2 separate regions of the Homo sapiens genome follow, and region 1 is linked to region 2. Evidence: read pairs that join two places in POLR2A ChIA-PET (ENCODE). Cell type or tissue: GM12878. All regions are shown on one strand. Links, peaks and the distances in the headings refer to the core of each region. The heading gives the core; the rest is flanking DNA. Region 1 has its middle 57 kb from the start of RIMBP2. Region 2 overlaps RIMBP2 (RIMS binding protein 2).

Region 1 (2,804 bases), core at 294-2,793, 200 kb before region 2:
TCACTGCAGCCTCAACCTCCCAGACTCAAATGATCCTCTTGCCTCAGACCCCTGAGTAGCTGGGACCACAGGCGTGCACTACCATGCCTGGCTAATTTTTGTATTTGTAATTTTTTGTAGAGATGGCCATCTTACTATGTTGCCCAGGCTGGTCTCGAACCCCTGGGCTTGAGTGATCCACCTGCCTTGGCTTCCCAAAGCGCTGGGATCACAGGCGTGAGCCACTGAACCCGGCCTGCTTGCTCTTTTGATATATTCCTGATTCATTAAGGTTAATGCATCTGTTAAAAAAAATAAAAGAGAAGAGAGACTTAAGAGAAATACCAAAGGTTGTCTAAACCGTGTTGAGATTCCGATTTGAACAAAACCAACTGAATTTTTTTTTTTTTTGAGATAAGCAGATACATTTATTATGGACTGGGTATTAGAAGATAGTAAGGGATTGGTGTTAGTTTTGTTGGATGTGATAATATCACGGTGTTATGTTAATTAAAAAGTCTGTCAGTTTACAAAGCATCCGGAATACCCTCCTCTTCACAGCCTCTTTAAAGACCTAAAAACCTAAGAATGAGCTCCCAGGCAGCACGCAGCGGTGCGCGTCGTGGGGCCTAAGAGGGACAGAACACTCTTAGGTCTGTCACTACCACTGGCCTTCTTATTTCTCTCTCACTGTGCTTTAAAAAAATATCCTAGGACGGTCTTCCTGAGCTCAGAGTGGGGGATCCCTGATGTTGGCACGTCACAGGGTGATGTTGATGACACAGAGCCTGGTGAATGGATGCGGCTGTCTTGAATCAGTGCGGTGAATGCAGGCGTAGCTCAGGGGACGCAGTCGGTGCACATGAATTCAGAACGGTAGCCCTGCCAGCCCCACTGCCTTCCCGGCCTCTGAGAGGGGCCGATTCAGGGTTCTCGGTGAAGTGTTGGCTTCCCAAGGCTGCGTTAGCAGGGAGCTAGACTTAGTTTCCTCTGAGCAAGAAACATAATCATCAGTGGATGAGGGCCCTCTCCAGGCTGCAGAATCCTTTCTTTGGGGAGGTTGCTGGGCTTGTTGATGGTGAAGACTCAGCAGCCATGTAAGAAGGACTTAATGAATCCCTGGGGAACCGGGTTGTCCTCGGAGCTACAGATAAGTTATCCGAAAATCCAGCCCCCTTTCTTTGCTGTAATATATATGTGCTTGTGTGTGTGTATTTTTTCCTTTTTACAGTAGGGACTGGTGGCCAGGTGCAGGGCTTGTGCCTGCAGTCCCAGTACTTTGGGAGGCCAAGGCAGGAGAATCACTTGAGGCTAGGAGTTCAAGACCAGCCTAGGCAACATAGTGAGACCTCATCTCTACAAAAAATAAAAAAATTAGCTGAGCATGGTAGCTAATTCAGAGGCTGAAGTGGGAGGATCATTTGAGTCCAGGAGATGGAGGCTGCAGTGAGCTGAGATCATGCTACTGTACTCCAGCCTGGGTAACATAGCCAGACCCTGTCTCAAAAAAAAAAAAAAAAAAAATTAAGACAATAGGAACTTGTTAAAAATATCACAATTGTTGAATTTCCACATGAGTCCCCCCAACACTTTTACCTTGTCCTCTGTCTTTCTGCATACACCTGCCTGCCTCTCCATGACTGGAGGTGGCTGGAATAGTCACCTTATCTTTCCCCAGATCTTTCCCAGATGGCTTGAAATCCCCCAGTGCGGGGTGGCCTCACTGGGAGTCTCCTCTGGAAGGCTGTGTGTCCTTGCTCTCACGCTGGGTCCTGAACCTCCTGTGTCTTGGAGGCCCATGTTCTGGAAGTGATCAGTGATGTGGTTTGGATATCTCCCCCTCACTGTCTTGTGGTAATGAGTGAGTTCTCGCTCTATGGGTCCCTGCAAGGTCTGATTGTTAAAAAGCCCGGCAATGGGCGTGGTGATGGGTGCCTATATTCCCACCTACTCGGGAGGCTGAGGCAGGAGAATAGCGTGAACCCAGGGGGCGGAGCTTGCAGTGAGCTGAGATCGCACCACTGCACTCCAGCCTGGGCAACAGAGCGAGACTCCGTCTCAAAAAAAAAAAAAAAAAAAAAGCCCGGCAATGTCCTACCCTTCCCCACTCCCCCGTCCCACTCCATGTGCTACACCTGCTCCCCTTCCCCTTTCTCCATGAGTGGAAGGAGCCCAAGGCCTCACCAGTTGTTGGCACATGCTTCTTGTTCAGCCTGCAGAATCATGAGCCAAATAAACCTCTTTTCTCTATATATTGCCCAGCCTCAGGTATTCCTTTAGAGCAATGCAAAGTGGACTTAGATAGTCAATGAAACAAAGGGGATGTGAGGCTGGTGGCCCAAGTCAGCTGAGGATGCTGGGCTGAGAGCATACCTTCTCTTGCCTGCTGGTTTCCATGGCACGAACCCCTTTCTTTCCTCACTGCAGCCACTGTATGTAATCAAGTCCCATTTTCTCAGCACCTAGAGCTGTACTGGGCATGAAATAGATGTTACTTGAAGGAAAGAGCCCAGGTAGCACAGTCAGCAGCAGAGGCAGCATGTGTCGCCCTGTCTGACATCGCGAGCCTTTTCAGAGACCCAGGGGCTGCTACCAGCTAAGGCAGTGTGCAGCCATTCAGCAAATATTCATCAGCACCTGCTCTGCGCGAGGCCTGGCTCTAGGTGCCCTGAGCAAGCCAAACAGGGAACTTGCTCACCGGAACTTAGGTTCTAGTGCAGAAGATCGACAGTAAACCAGCCAGCCGAAACCCCATACAGCTCTGAAATGAGAGCAAGAGAAAGACTGTGAAGAATTGGGCGCACGGTATTGGGATAGAGTGGCCA
Region 2 (2,804 bases), core at 104-2,603:
CCTCGCTCCACCTGTCCCCTGAGTTGGTGGGTGCATCCCTCTGGCCCCGTCCCGTGGTGACAGTGCATACAGGTCGTCCTGCTGCACACGCGCTGGCTGTGTGCCAGCGTTCCCCAGAGCAGTGCCCCTTCTCCACCGAGAAACCCTGTGAGTCCCTGCACAGCCTCTGGATTAATTAACTCGAATGAGCATAAGCTGCCTTCTTCTGTTTGCATCTCTTGTGTCTGTTTTGTAGCAGTGCTTTCTATAACAGCACATCATGCTGTGGAAATCGGTGTCACATCCCTGCCCCTGTCAGCTTTCTAGAATCATCCAGCAAGTTCACGCAGCCCAGTAAAACCTGCACACAGGGGAAAGGGATGGAAGAATCAGGTCGTCTCCAGCCGCCTTGTAAAGGATGAGTCCACCGTCAGGCCCAGGGAGCCGAGTGTCCAAGGAAGGTCCCTTCTATACCTGATGCTCATGCGAGCCGGGAAGAAGGAAAATCAATGGGTTTTTTGTGACTGCTGGTTGCGGGGGTGATTCCATGTTTGGGGTTACTGTGAGTGCATTTGGGACTCAGGAGCGCCTGGGTCTTCAAAGGCATCTTTTGCTGATGTGTCCAAGTAGCTGGGACCTCCGTGGTGCGTGCAGTGGGAGGCCCCTCCTCCTAACACGTCTGTGGGTTTTCCGGCCGCTTTGTCCCTGTCACCCGTGCTAAGTTTCCTTCATCCCCGGCCTTCCTCATAACTCCTGGCCATGCTGTTTCACGCACTGGGGGTGGAGCAGGGAACTGAAGTGAGTCTGCTCTCAGAGCACCTGCTAGCTGGGAGACAAACAGTAGATACACCAATGGCTAAGGCTGGCATGGATGCAGCTGTGCAGGAGCAGCGAAGGGGTAGAGGTGACCGAGGGCGCCGGGACAGGCCGACCATCTGAGTGCAGCCAGGGACGGTGCTCAGGGTGGAGGGGGCTCTAGGGGTGTCCAGGTGGGAAGGGGCAGCATGTACAGCCCCGAGGTGGGCTCCCTGGGTGTGTGAGGGGGCCACAGGGAGGCCAGTGTGGGGCAGCAGAGTGAGTGAAGGGGACACAGCAGATGGCAGGTCTGAGAGGCCATGGGGGCCAGATACAAACAGCCTTGGAGGCCACAGTGAGGTTCCCGTTTTGTCCCAAGTGGGGTGGGACGGCACAGGAGGGTCTTGAGTATGCAGGTGGTGCCAACTGTCTGAGCATTAAGAGGTTACTGTGGAGTTCGAGATCAGCCTGGCCAACATGGTAAAACCCCGTCTCTATTAAAAATATAAAAATTAGCTGGGCATGGTGGCGGGCGCCTGTAATTCCAGCTACCCGGGAGGCTAAGGCAGGAGAATCGCTTGAACCTGGGAGGCGGAGGTTGCAGTGAGCCGAGATTGTGCCATTGCACTCCAGCCTGGGCAAAAAAGTGAGACTCTGTCTCCAAAAAAAAAAAAAAAAAAAATGTTACTATGGGTAGCAGTAGCACACACGGCAGCTGAGTCTTGTGTGTGGCAGCGAACACGTGGTCAAAAACCACTAAACATCTAGTGTCAGGGAGTTGCAGTTCCTAGACCTGCCAGGGTGGTTCCCCTTGCGGGGACCCATGCATGGCTGTTTTCTGTCATGGCCTCCCACTTCCCCTCCCCTGGCTGAGCTACTTCTCTCCCCCCCATCTCTAGTAACCCCCCAGTCTTTCTCCCTTTATGATGCAGACCCAGTAAAGCCTATATCTCTCTTTCCTCCTCCTTCCGGAACTCAGCCCTCTTCCCGCCATGGATTAGCCCCTTCCCTCAAGTGCCAAAACAATGACCGCAGCACGTTTTTTCTCGTGACATTTTTTTCTCAGTTCCTGCCATAAATTCAGTTCTAAGCTCCATGAGGGCAGGGCCTTTGCCTGTTTCTTCCCCATCTTTGTGTTCCTGGCACCAGCGACATCCCCCAATGCGTAGCAGGCCTTCAGTAAGCACTTGTGGAGTTAATTTCTCCTTTATCCACCTGCTTAAAGAAAAGCACCTGCCCACTCTAATTGCTGCAGTTATTTTTATTCTGTGACCTTGTTGATTATTCCCAGTCATCATCATGTTCATGAAAGTGCATAAGAAGGAACTGATGTTGCGCTTAACACTGTTCTCATTGGGTCAGAGTCCTATATGACTGTGTGTGGTGGGAACTGCTAGAGTCACTGCTCCACAGAGGGTGGGGAGCAGGCAGACTAGACGACTCCTCCACAGTGCAGAGAGCAGGCAGTCTAGACGACTCGTCCACAGCCACACAGAGCAGGTGTCGCGCAGGCAGTCTAGCCAAGGTCTGTCCTCACCTCTTACCTGTCACCTTCTGTTGCTCCTGTTTTATGCTGTTCCTCAGGTGTTGACATATCAGTGTTTTCCTCCTTTCTGAAGTTTGTTCCCGTAAAGAGCTTAAAATTTCAGGGTTTTTGTTTGGTCTCTTTTTTTGAGACAGAGTCTAGCTCTGTTGCCCAGGCTGGAGTGCAGTGGTGTGATCTCAGCTCACTGCAACCTCCGCCTCCTGGGCTCAATCTATCCTCCCACCTCAGCCTCCCAACTAGCTGGGCCTTCGGGTGCAAGCCACCATACCCGGCTAATTTTTTTGTGTTTTTTATAGAGACGGGCCTTTACCATGTTGCGCAGGCTCATCTCAAACTCCTAGGCTCAAGTCATCCTCCTGCCTTGGCATCCTAAAGTGCTAGGATTACAGGTGTGAGTCACTATACCTGGCCTAAAATTCCAGGTTTTAATACATCACAGAGAGAGAGGAAAGAGAGTGGATCTTCCTGTCAAGCAGATCCGGGC

What was found. Peaks named below come from ENCODE experiments on the same cell type or tissue, not always from the same donor. Only the 100,000 strongest peaks of a DNase experiment are listed, where the experiment ranks them.
Region 1: POLR2A ChIA-PET joins it to region 2 with 5 read pairs; 2 of 35 experiments call an interaction of 5 or more read pairs at or near these places.

What each region holds. Positions count from the first base shown.
Region 1 is chr12:130,771,662-130,774,465 of GRCh38, reverse strand. No RefSeq gene overlaps it. Among named protein-coding and RNA genes, the nearest start is that of RIMBP2, 57 kb to the right of the region's middle. In GM12878, for the core only: no CTCF peak of the experiment used is centred there; no DNase peak of the experiment used is centred there.
Region 2 is chr12:130,570,069-130,572,872 of GRCh38, reverse strand. The region is part of intron 2 of RIMBP2 (RIMS binding protein 2); the gene reads left to right. Among named protein-coding and RNA genes, the nearest start is that of RIMBP2, 140 kb to the left of the region's middle. In GM12878, for the core only: no CTCF peak of the experiment used is centred there; a DNase peak (open chromatin) is centred at 1,566.